Linked DNA regions of Homo sapiens: regions 2 and 3 are each linked to region 1. A link is a contact called in ENCODE Hi-C or POLR2A ChIA-PET data. All regions are on one chromosome and are shown on one strand. Each heading gives the region's core, a stretch centred on a gene start or an enhancer-like site at or near the end of the contact. The rest is flanking DNA. Distances are from core to core; before and after follow the strand shown.

Region 1 (5,092 bases), core at 1,933-4,432:
GGCAGTATAGAATTTTTAAGTTTTCTTGGGCCAGACATGGTAGTTTATGCTTGTAATCCCAGCACTTTGAAGGGCCGAGGCGGGAGGATCGCTTGAGGCCAGGAGTTCGAGACCAACCTGAACATCACAGCGAAACCCCATCTTCTGCAGAAAAATTTAAAAATTACCCAGGCATGGTGGTGTGTGCCTGTAGTTCCAGCTACTTGGGAGGCTGAGGTGGGAAGTTGCCTGAGCCCGGGAGATCAAGGCTGCAGTGAGCCGCGATCACACAACTGCAGTACTCTAGCCTTGGCAACAGAGCAAGAGACTGTAAGGTCTCACTGCAGCCTCAATCTCCCTGGCTGAAACCATCCTCCTACCTCAGCCTCCCAAGTAGCTGGGACTACAGATATATGCCAGCACACTGGGCTAATTTTTTTTTGTTTACTTTTTAGTAGAGTCGAAGTCTTGCTATGTTGCCCAGGCTGGTCTTGAGCTCCTGAGCTCAAGCAGTCCTCCTACCTTGGCCTCCCAAAGTGCTGGGATTACAGGTATGAGCCACCGTGCCCAGCCAAGACCCTGTCTTTAAAAAAATAAGTAAAAACAAAAACAAAAAATAGAATTTTAAGTCTTCTTAAATAACTTTCTAATGGACACAATTAGTTTTCAGTAATCCAACCTTTTTTTTAGAAGTTTTGAAAACTTTTTTTTGGATACCTGGGCTTTTGCACATTGTACCACACTGTAACAAAAATAAACCGCAGGTTTCTAACTGGTGTAGACTGTTGATTTTTTTTTTTAACAAATTAGGTTTGAATAAATTATATAATTGCTTTGTGGTTTTTTTGTTTTTTTTTTTTTGATGGAGTCTCGCTCTGTTGCCCAGGCTGGAGTGCAGTGGGGTAATCTTGGCTCACTGCAACCCCTGCCTCCCAGGTTCAAGCAATTCTCCTGCCTCAGCCTCCTGAGTAGCTGGGATTACAGGCACCTGCCACCATACCTGGCTAATTTTTGTATTTTTAGTAGAGACGGGGTTTCACCATGTTGGCCAGGCTGGTCTCGAACTCTTGACCTCGTGATCCACCCGCCTTGGCCTCCCAAAGTGCTGGGATTAGAGGCGTGAACCACTGCACGTGGTGCTTTGTGTTTTTTTTTTTTTAAATCTACTTAGAAATAAATTATTTTCACCCCCTGATTTACACTTGAATTTCCACTAGCAACACAATTTGTTGTCACAAATGTTTTCATAGTACTTGGGCACATTTGATGCAGAAATTTTTAATGGTCCAAGACTATTTTAGTTGATAGATGAAACCTTCCTTTTACCTGAACAAACTTTTTCGGAAGTTTAGGAGCCAGCTTTGTTCATCCTTTGGTGATAGGTGGTGGTTTGTATGTGTTTGTAGACAAAACTTTCCTTGGCGGGGATTTGCCCCTTTTTTCGTTGTTTCTTCTTCCTTTGAAGATCTCTGTTTAACAAAGATTTTTTTTTTGGCTCACAGTGTTCCTGTAATAGAATTCCTTCAAGAGTTCTAATACTAGTTTTGTTTTGTTTTGATGGCAGCAGGTTTTGAGAGTGAGCTTTTGACTTCATAAGAAGACTAAAACAACAGTCTTAGAGTACAGTTAAGTCCATTTGTTACCAGAAAATCAGACAGACAGCTAGGTCTGTCCTCATCAGGACCAAGTAATACTGGATTTTTTTTTTTCATTAAATGTTCACTATTTTTCTTTGTATGAAATTGAGGCCAGGTATAGTGACTCACACCTGTAATCCCAGCACTTTGGGAGGTCGAGGTGGGAGGGTTGCTTGAGTCCAGGAGTTTGAGACTGGCCTGGGCAACACAGTGAGACTCCGTCTCTTAAAAGAAGAAAGAAAAAAGAAATTGAATATGTGGTGATTACTACCCGTTTCATTTACTTTTTTACTTATTAACGTAGTGACTGTTTAAAAAAAGTTACGCATTGATCTTCCTGTTCCTTCCCCACCAAAAATAAAAGCAAAAACAACAAGCCACCCCTCAAATGAAACAAAATTAAGCCTGTTCTTTATCTATATTACTACTTAGCACATTTGACCTATTTTTTTAAAACCTCTGTTATTTTGAAAGTAAATTTTGGCTCTGTTGACCTTGCGGTTAGAAAAGTTGTTCTTCTGCTTAAATGAAATGATCAGTTGTTTGTAGATTACCAAATATAAAAGCTCTTCAGAACCGCTAATGATAAGTTGCTTTGGCTTCATAGAGGAACGCCATGGTTTGTGGTGGTAAATTGTTACAGAGCAAATGTCAGTACCAGAGGCGGTCATGGATCACCACGTGGAAGCAGGTTGTTCCCACATGAGATTGGTAGCGAGCCGGTGCTGCATCTGTCTCCTTTCCCACTGCATCCTGGGTGCCTGGAGCCTCACAGGGTTGACCCGTGTTGGGGGTGGGGATGGTTGTAGAAGCCTCTTTATTTTTACTTGTGATAGATTCTGGCACTGATTAGAATGTTTATTCAGTAGTTTTTTTCCTATCCGCCTGAGTTTTCATAGCTCAGTATAGGATAACATGGGCTTCGGATTTTGTCAACCAATCAATTATATAGTAGCTCTTTTGTTTTGTTTTTAAAATTTATTTCTATTTATGTATTTATTTATTTATTTTGAGAGAGGCCCTTGCTGTGTTACCCAGGCTGGAGTGCAGTGGCATGATCATAGCTCACTGCAACCATGAACACCTGGGCCCAAGTGATCCTCCTGCCTTGGCCGTCTGAAGTGTTAGGATTACAGTGTGAGCCACCAGACCTGACCTTTGTTTTGTTTTAGTAGCTACCTCTTGACTAGAAAAATAGTTTAATCTTGGCCTCCTTAAAACCTTTTCATTGATATTTTTTACTCTGCTAGAACAGTTCAGTTTTTGCATGTCTTCAAGTGAACATGCTTTAGTATTAATTCCATGGAAGCCATTTCTGTAGAATAGGCTAGTGTCCAGTTTTGTCCAGTTTTCCTTTTGGAGCAGTGTCTCAGGCACAGAAATAGTCTGGGCTTGGTGGACCCCACCCCAAAGTGTCACTTCTTTTCCTCTGGCCTTGCTCTCCATGCCCGCCTTTCTCTTCTGATGTTTTAATGATACCCTCCCTGCTCGGTGATTTGTGTTCAGGAAGCTAGGCAGTGATTACTTTTGTTTCTGCTTTGTGAACTTCCTCCCCCACTTCCTATTTTTACCGCAGTTGCACAGGAAATGAGGCGGCTCCTGGCTGGCTGCTGCTAAGCAGTGATTTTAGGTGGCAGAGGACAAGGCCTCAGGGCCTGAGCCATTTAAGGCATTTTCCACCTTAATCTTTTCACTACCTTCTTCCTCTAGGAGTCATAGGAACATGATTTTGTGATTGGGTTGAGGTGACATCATGTCCTCAGCCTTGTGGGTGGAGACAGGGGTTGCTGTTTAGTTGGAGGACAGCACTTTTGTGAAGGAAGTGAGGGCTTTTTTCAGCAGTAACAATGTGGGTGGAATGTCGTGGCCCTGTGGCCTCTGCAGCTTGAGGGAAGGTTAAGTTGAAGGGACAGGCCCTGTTGCAGGTAAGGATAGGGAGGTGGATTCTGGTTACTCTCTAGAGGGCCTTGACTGGCAGCTTGAAGTGAGCTGAGGAGCCTAGTCTGCTCTCTCAGATCTTTGAGGGGGGCCTCAGCCTCTATGGCACCCTCCTTCCTCTGAACCCATGGCATTTGTTTTCTAAACGACTTATTTAGCATTTATCAGTCTCTTTTTTGATGATGCCTCTTCTTAGCTTATGGACCCGTTATAGCTTAATTTATGGAGAAAGTTTGTATCATCTCCCCAGAAAGAAGTAACTTGTTATACATTAGTTAACTTGAATATGGAAGGTGCTCAAAGCATTAGTTTATCGGAGATTCTTAAGAGCTGCACTGTTGACATTTTGGGGTAGATAATTCTTTGTAGGGGCTGTCTTGTGCATTATGGGATGTTCAGCAGCACTTCTGGCCTCTACCCACTGGATGCTACCCACTAGCACTTGCCCAGGGTGACAACCAAAACATCTCTAGACATTGCCAGATGTTGGTAGGGCAGAGAAGGACACAAAATTATACTTTTCCCCACTTGTTGAGAACCACTGTGTTAAAGAATTGAATTACTAATTACTAACTTATAAAATGGAATAAAGTAGAATGTTTGGTTCCCTGGGATTAAAGCCATTTGTTAGTTTCTATTTTCATATCTGACATTCTCATAATTCTTAGTTTGCTACTTAGAGTATGCTGTGCTCTATCAGCTTCAGCTAGTGTTCAGGTATACCTTCTGTGCACTTTCTTTTTTTTTTTTTTTTTTTTTTAGATGAAGTCTCACTCTGTTGCCCAGGCTAGAGTGCTGTGGCGTGATCTTGGCTCACTGCAACCTCTGTCTCCCGGGTTCAAGCGATTCTCCTGTCTCAGCCTCCCTAGTAGCTGGGACTACAGGTGTGTGCCACCACACCCAACTAACTTTTTGTATTTTTAGTAGAGACAGGGTTTCACCATGTTGGCCAGGCTGGTCTCGATCTCCTGACCTCGTCATCCACCCGCCTCGGCCTTCCAGAGTGCTGGGATTACAGGTGTGAGCCACCACGCCCGGCCCCTTCTGTGCACTTTCATTGAAAGAACTAGGAGCTGGGCGCGGTGGCTCATGTCTGTAGTACCAGCATTTTGGGAGCCGAGGCAGAAGGATTGCTTGAGCCCAGGAGTTTGAGACCAGCCTGGGCAATGTAGAGAGACCCCATCTCTACAAAAAATCAAAAAATAAAAATTAGCTGAGCTACTTAGGAGGCTGAGGTGGGAGGTTCACTTGAGGGAGGTCAAAGCTGCAGTGAGCTATGATCGTGCCACTGTGCTCTAGCCTGGGGCATGGAGCAAGTCTCAAAAACAAAAACAAAAACAAAAACAAAAAAACTAGGGCCTGAGCCTTTGGCAGGCTGGCTTCTTGTCCTCATAGAAGGCATTCTGTCAGCTTCTGTGCCTTGATATTGCTTGCTCTGGAAGTCAATTTCCTTGGAAGCTGAGTAGTGCAAGGGTAAGGAGGAAATGAGAAACATTTAGGATATAATAATAATAGGTAACATTTATGGAGCAGTTGCT
Region 2 (5,092 bases), core at 1,531-4,030, 210 kb after region 1:
CTGAAATATGGTGTTGACAAACTGTCTTCCAGCCTCACTTGGAACAGTGTGGTGACAAGTTTACCTAGAGAATCCATTGTCCTGAAGACTACTGGCTGCTCAGCATGTGCCATGAGAGGTTCCAACATTTTAACCCATTAATGAGATAACTGACCAGGCAAAGATCACTGGATGCCAAAACCTTTCAGGTAAAAGGCTGCTGAGGAACAGAATTTTAGCACAACACTCAAATGTTGCTGCACAGGTCACTTGCAAAAGGAAAACATCAATCTTTACTTATTTTAGAGAGGGGCGTCTCGCTTTGTCCCCCAGGCCGGAGTGCAGTGATGTGATCACAGCTCACTGCAGCCTCGACTTCTCAGGCTCAAGTGATCTTCCCACCTCAGCACCCCTGAGTAGCTGGGACTGCAGATGTGAGCCACCACGCCTAATTTGGAAAACACCAATCTTCACAATTGACAGATCTGACTGCCGCCACCATAATCAAGTGATCAAACCTAGTGTCACTTATGGGACGGCCTGATGTTTCTGTGCTTCCTAAGATGATACCAAGAACACAGCAGTATCTCACCAAGAAATTGTTGACTGGAATCTAACCAAGCATCTAGACCTCCAGCTGACAGGAAATGGAGAGGGGGTAGAGGCACAAGTTAACATTTAGAAACAATCAGGTGAGCAGAATATCTGTGATATTCCGTAACTGCCAGGGCTCTTCAGTAAGTGTCATTTCAAAAAAGGAAGGAGTAGGCATTCTGGGGTTAAAAGACATTTAAGAGACAACCCAATACAATGTATGAATAATTTTTTTTGCATCCTAGTTCAACAAAAATGACTATAACAATTCTTGTAACAATTGGAAATTTGAAAATGAAACGAATATAGGTAATATAGAATTGTTTTCTTCAGTACGATAATGTGATTGTAATTATGTTCTTTTTAGTGTATTATGGGCAAATCTTCAATACCAGCAACTTTTTTTTTTTTTGAGACGTACTTGCTCTGGTGCCCAGGCTGGAGTAAAGTGGTATAATCATAGCTCATTGCAGCCTCAAACTCCTGGGCTCGAGCGATCCTCCTCCCTCAGCCTCCCACGTAGCTGGGACTGCAGGTGTTACGCCACCACGCCTGGCTAATTTTTTCAATTTTTTGTAGAAGGGGTTTTGCTCTGTTGCCCAGGCTGGTCTGAAAGTCCTGGGCTAAAGCGATCTTCCCTCCTTGGCCTCCCCCAAAGTGCTGGGATTACAGTTGTGAGCCACTGCACCTTTCTCAGGCTATATGGGGAGGAAAACAGCAAAATTAACATTTATTGAACCTAGGTACTGTGTGTGTTTCATTGTACCATTCAGCTTTGAAAACTTTCATAATAGAAGTGAATATATGTATATATATGCACACACGCACAAATGCATATATACATACACAGGCAGTCTATTTTCCTTTTGTGCCTATTTGACTTTTCCAAGTTTTATATTGAGTATGTCCTATGATTAAAGTCAGAAAGGCAATAAAGGTTATTAAACATATAAGGTGGAAAGAGAAAGTGTTAGTGGGATTCTGGGCTCAACACTGTTGAAGTCAGCTTTACCCATCCTTCTTGTTGCTAGGCTGTGACTTAGGAAGGATTCTCTTTCATTTGAGCCTCCAGAGAACTAAGCCAGGTGGTTCCCACTAGATGAATGGCCCACTCAGAGGCTGCCAGACAGCATTTAGTTGATAATAGATGTTCCTGAAAATTGTCCATCAGTGGCATACATGTCTGACGTGGACTTGGCCTACACCCAAGGAACATGGCCAAATGTAAGCCACTTACCAGCCTTTTGTAATATACAAAAACCAAAAATGTGGGCCAGGTGAGGTGGCCCATGCCTGTAATCCCAGCACTTTGGGAGGCTGAGGCAGATAGATCGCTTGAGGCCAGGAGTTCGAGACCAGTCTGGCCAACATGATGAAACCCCATCTCTACTAAAAAAATAGAAAAATTAGCTGGGTGTGGTGGTGCACACCTGTAATCCCAGCTACTTGGGAGGCTGAGGCATGTGAGTTGCTTGAACCCGGGAGGCAGAGGTTGCAGTCAGCTGAGATGGTGTCATTGTGCTCCAGCCTGGGTGACAGAGTGAGACTGTCTCAAAAAAAAATAAATACATGAATAAATAAATAAAATAAAAATGTGAAAAGTAAAGAAAACCCAAAAAGATCAGAGAAGAAAAAATGTCAGCAGATGTTTCTAGTCATTGTGACATGTAGAGGTAGGGAGGACCTCCTGTTTCTTTGCATTTTAAAGCAATATTCCTGAGGTCCATTTGACCATTTTGAGGGAGGATATATTTAGAGAAGTATTTTTATTTCACACTGGGAGCACATTATTTGCATTGTGCTCACAGAAGGAACATTTTCTTTTTCCTGCATCCAATTCAAAACACATTGCATCCAAAAGCTTATTTGAAAAATTTTAGAACTCAAACTAAAAAAATTAAAAATCAACAGTTGAACTACGGGGCTACAACGCCACTGTGTAGTTTGGCTATGTTTTGAAGACAATTATCTCCTGGTAAAGTAACATTTTAGGAAGTTTTGCTAAATGTCTCTGACTCATGCCAGTTTTAAAAATTTTAAGTCTAGCAACAAGTGATGACTCACAGATTGGGAAAGATTCTGAGCAAAAGCTTTACCAGAACGTACAGCGTCTGAGAAGGTCCTCAGGCTTTGCACTTTAGAGTCTTTCAATGGTTTACTTTGATTCTCAGATCAACCAGTCTCAGGAAATTTAGGCACTGTGCAGACGATGTCATTCAGCCATTCTGTCAACACAAATTGCAGTGCTGCACTCGGTGGAAAACGTTACCACTGTTGCCAGCCTGGGTGGAAACCTTTGAAAGCACAATGAACTAAAGACTGGCGTGAATGAAAACCCAACTCCTCATGTCATTTTGACAGCAGTAGGTGGTGAGTTGGAGATCTGAGCACCCACACCCTGTGTGCTGCCACACTGAGAGGCAGATGTCCCAGTTGGTTATAGCAGCAGCTTCCGGGAGGTTTGGAAGTCATAAACACCAACCTCATACTGAAAAGCCTAATGCCAGGTTGGGCATGGTGGCTCATGCCTGTAATCCTAGCACCTTGGGAGGCTGAGGCAGGAGGATCATCTGAGCCCAGGAGTTCAAGACCAGCCTGGGCAACATAGTGAGACCCTATCACTACAATAAATAAAAAATTAGCCAGGCATGGTGGCATGTGTCTGTGGTCCCAGCTACTTGAGAGGCTCAGGTGGGAGGATCACTTAAGCCAGGAAGTTGAGGCTGAGGTGTGATCACAGCACTGCAGCCTGGCCAAGAGAGTGAGACCCTGTCTCAAAAAATAATAATACCAAAAGCTCCATTAATCTGGGCATCCCCAAATAGGTCCTCCCCATTGAGCTGTAGATTGGCTGGGGTTTTTTACCATGGTACAAAGTTAGGGCAGAAATTCCCATTCCTGCGTGCATGGTAAGGCTTCAAGACAAGAAAAGAGGGCCTTTGCCAGATGCAGTGGTTTGTACCTGGAATCCCAGCACTTGGGGAGGTCAAGGCAGGAGGATTGCTTGAGTCCAGGAATTTGGGCAACATGGTGAAACCTCACTCTACGAAAAACAACAACAACAACAACAAAAATTAGTTTGGCATGGTGGCATGCGCCTATAGTCCTAGCTAACCTGGAGGCTGAGGTGGGAGGATCACTGGAGACCAGGAGCTCGAAGCTGCAGGGAGCTGAGCCATGATCGCATCACTGCACTCCAGCCTGGATGACAGGGTGGGATCATGTTACAGACACACACACACACCAAACAAACAGCAACAACAAAAAACAAAAACCCCCATGGAAACAGGAAGGAAGCAAGCTGCAAGTATCATGTCTTAGCCTTAATTCTTAGATTGGTTCCCCAATCTATCCATGGCTTCAGTGATCAATGCTTTGAATCTTCTTGCATCCTCAGGCCTAAAGGGGATAACAGGACCAGGAGAGATTGAAGTTAGGCTCAATCTGGCAGAAAGAGTGGGGCCTCAGAGAAGAGGGGTTGAAAAAATTCCCTTGGGTGCCCAGCCTGGTATTATATTTTTGAGTATGAGGTTGGTTTCTATGACTCTTAGAGCTCCTGGAAGCTGCCTCTCAGCGTGGCAGCACACAGGATGGGTGCTCAGAGAAGAGGGGATGGAAAAAGCCCTCCCAGTGGATAGGACAGAACGTGCATCTTGAGCCTGGTGCTGTGTGTGGGAGGAGTGGCCCCCAGGAGCTGAGCTGGAAAGGTGTGTGTGCTTCAGGTGAGAGACTGGTGCTGGAAATTCGACAAGGGTAAAAACTGTCATAGGCTAAGGAGAAAGAAGTGTGGGTCCCAGAAACTTCCTGTGGAGTTTGGCTGCCATTCCCCTTCCCTCATAACCCGTTATCCAGTCACAGCTGATTGATAAGTGGCCTAGGACTCCATGAGAAAACCCCTGAATTCTGTCAATACCTGGGGTCCATACAGTACAGACAATTAAGGAGGTCTAATGGAAGCTAGATTACAAGGAGGGGCATGAGGGGCTCCTTAAAAAATCACCATTGTAGGCTGGGCTTGGTGGCTCACGCCTGTAATCCCAGCACTCTGGGAGGCCGAGGCGGGTGGATCACCTGAGGTCAGGAGTTTGAGACCAGCCTGGCCAACATGGTGAAACCCCGTCTCTCCAAAAAAAAAAAAAAAAAAAAAAAAAAAAAATATATATATATATATATATATAGACACACACACACACACACATACATATACATATATATACACATATATATACATACATATATATACACACACATACATATATATACACACACATACACACACACACACACGTGCACACACAAAAGTTAGCCAGGCATGGTGGTGGATGCCTGTAATTCCAGCTACTTGGGAGGCTGAGGCAGGAGAATGGCTTGAACCTGGGAGGCGGAGGTTGCAGTGGTTGCGGTGAGCCGATATCACGCCATTGCACTCCAGCCTAGGCAACAAGAATGAAACTCCGTCTCAAAACAAAAAACAAACAAAAAATCACCATGGCGTGGACAGAGTCTGGGTAGGGTCAGC
Region 3 (5,092 bases), core at 1,096-3,595, 130 kb after region 1:
CTGCTTTGGCCTCCCAAAGTGCTGGGATTACAGGCGTGAGTCACCGCGCCCGGCTCATTTTAAAATTTTTGTAGATCAGTGTACTGTTGTAAAAAAAAAAAAATAAGAAAAATAAAAAATAAATTTTTGTAGTGATAGGATCCCACTGAGGCCAGAGAATAGGGTCTGGAGACAAAGGAGCATTCACTTCAGCCTCTGACTGGTGGCAGGCCAAGTCTTTATTTACATAGGGTGTAACCAAATAGGAAACCTCTAAAGGGTACTTAAACCCCAGATTTTCTACACAGGGCACTTGCTTGAGCCTCATCCCGCTTTCTGGAATGTACTTTTGCTTCAATAAATCTGTGCTTTTGTTCCTTCTTTTGTTGCTTTGTGTGTTTTGTCCACCTCTTTGTTCAATATTCCAAGAACCTGGACGACTTGTAGTCAAGATCCTCCCCTGGTAATACTACTGTGTTGCCCAGGCTTATCTTCAACTCCTGGGCTTAAGAGATCCTCCTGCCTTGGCCTCCGAAAGTGTTGGGATTACAGGCGCAAGCCACTGTGCCCAGCATCACAGGGCCTTTTAAAGCTATCAGGATGAAGTGTGGTAAAAAAAGGAGTAAATGGGTTTCATCTCCAGATCCTTGCTGGGCTAGAGCCAAACCTCACAAAGGCTGGTGCTTCCTCCTTTGAGGTGTAAATCCTTGAAAACATTCATTTCTTTTGCATACCACGTTATGAATCCTAAAATAATGTTTTTGCAGCCTGCATTTTTAAAAAGTCAGGTTTATTGGGGTGTGATTTACATATAGTAAGATTCACCTTTCTTTGGTATACAGTTATGAGTTTTCACAAGTGTATATACAGTCTTAGAACCATTACAGATGAGATATACAGCATTTTCCTCACCCTCAAAAGTTCCTGACACTTGTGGTCCAGTCCTACTCCCTCATCCCAACTCCTGACTACCATTGAACTGATTTTTTTCCCTCCGAAGTTCTGCGTTTACCAGAATGGCGCCTTTTGTGTCTGGCTTCTTCCCATGATGCTTTTGAAATTCACCCATGTTGTGCTGCAGGAATTGAAAAAACTGTATTGTGTGGCTGGGCGCGGTGGCTCACACCTGTAATACTAACACTTTGGGAGGCCGAGGTGGGCAGATCACTTGATTTCAGGAGCTCGAAACCAGCCTGGCCAACATGGTGAAACCCCGTCTCTACTAAAAATACAAAAAAGGCCGGGCATGGTGGCTCACGCCTGTAATCCCAGCACTTTGGGAGGCCAAGGTGGGCGGATCACCTGAGGTTGGGAGTTCGAGACCAGCCTGACCAACATGGAGAAACCCCATCTCTATTAAAAATACAAAATTAGCCAGGCATGGTGGCACATGCCTGTAATCTCAGCTACTCGGGAGGCTAAGGCAGAAGAATCGCTTGAACCTGGGAGGCAGAGGTTGCAGTGAGCTGGGATCACGCCAGTGCACTCCAGCCTGGGCGACAAGAGCGAAACTCCGTCTAAAAAAAAAAAAAAAAAAAAAGCCGGGCGCCGGGCGTGGTGGTGGGCGTCTGTAACCCCAGCTACTGGGTGGGGCTGAGGCAGGAGAATCACTTGAACCTGGGAGGCTGAGATGCAGTGAGATGGCGCCACTGCACTTCAGCCTGGGCGACCCAGCAAGACTCTGTCTCAAAAACAAAACAAAACAAAACAAAAATAAAAACTGAAAAATCTCAAACATATAAAACCCAAATAGAATAAATCTCCATGTGCCTGGCACCAAATTTCAACAATTATCAACTCATGGTCAATCTTACTGTATTTACACCCCACCACCTTAATTATGTAGTAGCAAATCGGAGGTATTTCATCTATAAGCATTTTGGTGTGTTTCTCTAAAAATTAAAAACTTTAACTTTTTAAAAAACTTTATTGTTCTTGTTAATGACTGATAATACCATTATCCCACCTAAAATTTTTATTTTCCGGGAAGGCTTTTTTCTGGTGGCTCACACCTGTAATCGCAACACTTTGGGAGGCGGAGGCGGGAGGATCGCTTGAACCCCAGGAGTTCAAGACCAGTGTGGGCAATATAGCAAGTCCTCGTCTCAGGAAAAAAAGGAAAAAAGAAAGTTAGCTTTTTGGCAAAACTACTTCCTAGTAGATGGTGTGTACTTCCTATCACAGCGCATTAAGGGGCACATAATGCCTGGGACTCCGGGATTTCGAGCCCCTGACGCCAGCGGCGCCTCTGTGGCTCTGGGACCTGAGCGCACGCGCCTTAAAGCCACGCCTCCGCATCGGATCCTAGTAAGGGAGCGGGGTTATCATTTTAGCGTAGCGTTGCGCGTGCGCAGAGAGGCCGCCGTAGTTTGCGTTTTCACCTGGTCGCCCGGCGGCCATGGCGGCCGTTCTGAAGCCGGTGCTGCTGGGCCTTCGAGATGCGCCGGTGCACGGCAGCCCCACAGGGCCGGGTGCCTGGACTGCTAGCAAGCTGGGCGGCATTCCGGTGAGGGCGGGTGCCGGAGCTGGGGTCGATGGGTGCTGCTGAAGGGTGCGGAGGGAGTGGGCGAGGTCCTGGGGGGAGTCGGGGTCTGAGCGCCTCCTCTGTCCCCTCAGGATGCTCTGCCCACCGTGGCTGCGCCCAGGCCCGTGTGTCAGCGCTGCGGGCAGCCGCTCGCTCTGGTCGTGCAGGTGTATTGCCCGCTGGAAGGCTCCCCGTTTCACCGTCTGCTGCACGTGTTCGCGTGCGCCTGCCCCGGCTGTAGCACCGGCGGTGCGCGCAGGTAGGCGGGGAAGTCCCAGAGCTGCTCCAGGGGTGTCCTTTCCAGCGGGCTGGGGCGGGCCGGCGGGCTGGAGTCGGGGTGCAGCCCTCACGGCCCTTTGTCTTCACCCCGAAGCTGGAAGGTGTTCCGCTCCCAGTGCCTGCAGGTGCCAGAGAGAGAGGCGCAGGACGCTCAGGTAAAGGTTGTGATTGGCATGTTATTGTTTTTCTGTCATTTGAGGATATTTTCCAGAGAATAGTTTGGGGCAGACTTTAAAGCCGTGTTCTTTGAAGTACACTGGAGTGTTTTTTGCTTTTCTGAAGAACCATAAAATGCTATTTTCGTAAAGTTTTTTTTTTTTTTTTTTTTTGAGACGGAGTTTCGCTCTGTCGCCCAGGCTGGAGTGCAATGGCGCGATCTCGGCTCACCGCAACCTCCGCCTCCCAGGTTCAAGCGATTCTCCTGCCTCAGCCTCCCTAGTAGCTGGGATTACAGGCATATGCCACCACGCCCGGCTAATTTTGTATTTTTAATAGAGACGGGGTTTCGCCATGGTGGTCAGGCTGGTCTCGAACTGCCGACCTCAGGTGATCCACCCGCCTCGGCCTCCCAAAGTGCTGGGATTACAGGCATGAGCCACCGCGCCCGGCCTTTCTTAAGGTTTTGTGAGAGTTTTTTTTTTCTTCTATTTTACTTTATTTTTATTTTCTAACTCCTTTGTTAAAAGGAGATGGAGGCCCAGCATGGTGGCTCACGCCTGTGATCCCACCGTTTTTTGAGAGGCTGAAGTGGGAGGATTGCTTGAGCTCAGAAGTTGGAGACCAGGCTGGGCGCGGTGGCTTACGCCTGTAATCCCAGCACTTTGGGAGGCCGAGGCGGGCGGATCTCCTGAGGTCAGAAGTTCGAGACCAGCCTGGCCAACATGGCGAAACCCCGTCTCTATTAAAAACAAAAACAAAAAATTAGCCGGGCATGGTGGCAGACACCTGTAATCCCAGCTACAAGGGAGGTTGAGGCAGGAGAATCGCTTGAACCCGGGAGACAGAGATTGCAGTGAGCTGAGATCATGCCACTGCACTCCAGCGTGGGTGACAGACTCCGTAAAAACAAAACAAAACAAAACAAAAGAAAAAAAAAACGTTGGGAGAGCAGTCTGGGCAACATAGCAAAACATCGTCTCTATAAAAAGTAAACAAATTAGCCAGGCATGATGGCCACGCAACTGTAGTGCCAGCTACTCAGGAGGCTGAGGTAGGAGGATTGCTTGAGTCTAGGAGGTTGAGGCTGCAGTGACCTACACTTGTGCCACTGCACTCCGGCCTGGGCCACAAAGCCAGACCCTGTCCCCTGCCAAAAAAACAAAAGGGAGATGGAGACTTCCTCCTGGATTTCTTCAACTTTTTTTTTTAACTGTAAATTGACAGTTTATAATAATGTATAAATTTATGAGGTATAAAGTGATGGCTATGATTCATGAATATCATGTGGAATAATTAAATGAAGCTAGTTAATGCATTCATCACCTCAAATACTTAACATCTTGTGAGAACATTTGAAATTTCCTCTAGCAATTTGGAGATACACAATACTCTTATTTTTTTTTTTTTTTGAGACGGAGTCTTGCTCTGTTGCCCAGGCTGGAGTGCAGTGGCGCCGTCTCTGCTCACTGCAAGCTCCACCTCCTGGGTTCACACCATTCTGCCTCAGCCTCCAGAGTAGCTGGGACCACAGGCGCCCGCCACCACGGCCAGCTAATTTTTTCATTTTTTTAAATTTTTAGTAGAGACAGGGTTTCACCATGTTAGCCAGGATGGTATTGATCTCGTGACCTTGTCATCCACCCACCTCGGCCTCCCAAAGTGCTGGGATTACAGGCTTGAGCCCCTGTGCCCAGCCACAATACTCTATTATTAACTATATTCATGCTGTGCAGTAGAACTTAAAAAAAACCCACATTCCTCCTGAATAACTGAGGTTTTGTATTCTTTGACCGTCATCTCCTTATTCTTCCCGCTCCAGGTTTCTTTCTTCCTTTTTTTTTTTTTTTTTTTTTTTGAGACCGAGTTTCGCTCTTGTTGCCCATGCTGGAGTGCAATGGCACAATCTCAGCTCACTGCAACCTCCACCTCCCGGATGCAAGCGCTTATCCTGCCTGCCTCAGCCTCCCTAGTAGCTGGGATTACAGGCACTCGCCACCACGCCCAGCTAATTTTTATATTTTTAGTAGAGAAAGGGTTTCACCATGTTGGCCAGGCTGGTCTTGAACTCCTGACCTCAGGCAACCCACCCGCCTCGGCCTCCCAAAGTGCTGGGATTACAGGCGTGAGCCACCATGCCCGGCTCACTCCAGA

Evidence for each region. Hi-C counts contacts between places; a loop is a spot of excess contacts on that map. ChIA-PET counts read pairs that join two places held with the same protein, here RNA polymerase II (POLR2A). Pooled maps may share reads with other maps.
Region 2: a loop to region 1 is called in a pooled map, with 9 times the contacts of the local background. The contact joins two enhancer-like sites. A Hi-C loop is called at or near these places in 4 of 50 pooled maps. POLR2A ChIA-PET finds 5 or more read pairs at or near these places in 4 of 52 experiments (CD8-positive, alpha-beta T cell, H1 and WTC11).
Region 3: a pooled map shows a loop between it and region 1 (4-fold over the local background). The contact joins the promoter of PDCD2L here to the enhancer-like site in region 1. A Hi-C loop is called at or near these places in 6 of 50 pooled maps. POLR2A ChIA-PET finds 5 or more read pairs at or near these places in 6 of 52 experiments (A549, T-cell, WTC11 and 2 more).

What each region holds. Positions count from the first base shown.
Region 1 is chr19:34,266,954-34,272,045 of GRCh38, forward strand. All of the region lies in intron 1 of GARRE1 (granule associated Rac and RHOG effector 1), which reads left to right. Among named protein-coding and RNA genes, the nearest start is that of GARRE1, 15 kb to the left of the region's middle. RefSeq lists an enhancer at 3,163-3,863. Within about 2 kb of position 3,183, at least 35 of the 41 ENCODE cell types and tissues checked have a DNase peak (open chromatin) inside an H3K27ac peak, as active enhancers do.
Region 2 is chr19:34,472,576-34,477,667 of GRCh38, forward strand. No RefSeq gene overlaps it. Among named protein-coding and RNA genes, the nearest start is that of WTIP, 6.6 kb to the right of the region's middle. Within about 2 kb of position 2,781, at least 4 of the 41 ENCODE cell types and tissues checked have a DNase peak (open chromatin) inside an H3K27ac peak, as active enhancers do.
Region 3 is chr19:34,402,054-34,407,145 of GRCh38, forward strand. PDCD2L (programmed cell death 2 like) reads left to right here and starts at 2,346. Exons shown (of 7, transcript NM_032346.2): 1 at 2,346-2,485; 2 at 2,596-2,762; 3 at 2,877-2,937. The coding sequence starts at 2,378. It overlaps GPI (glucose-6-phosphate isomerase), which reads left to right. Exons shown (of 18, transcript NM_000175.5): 18 at 1-360.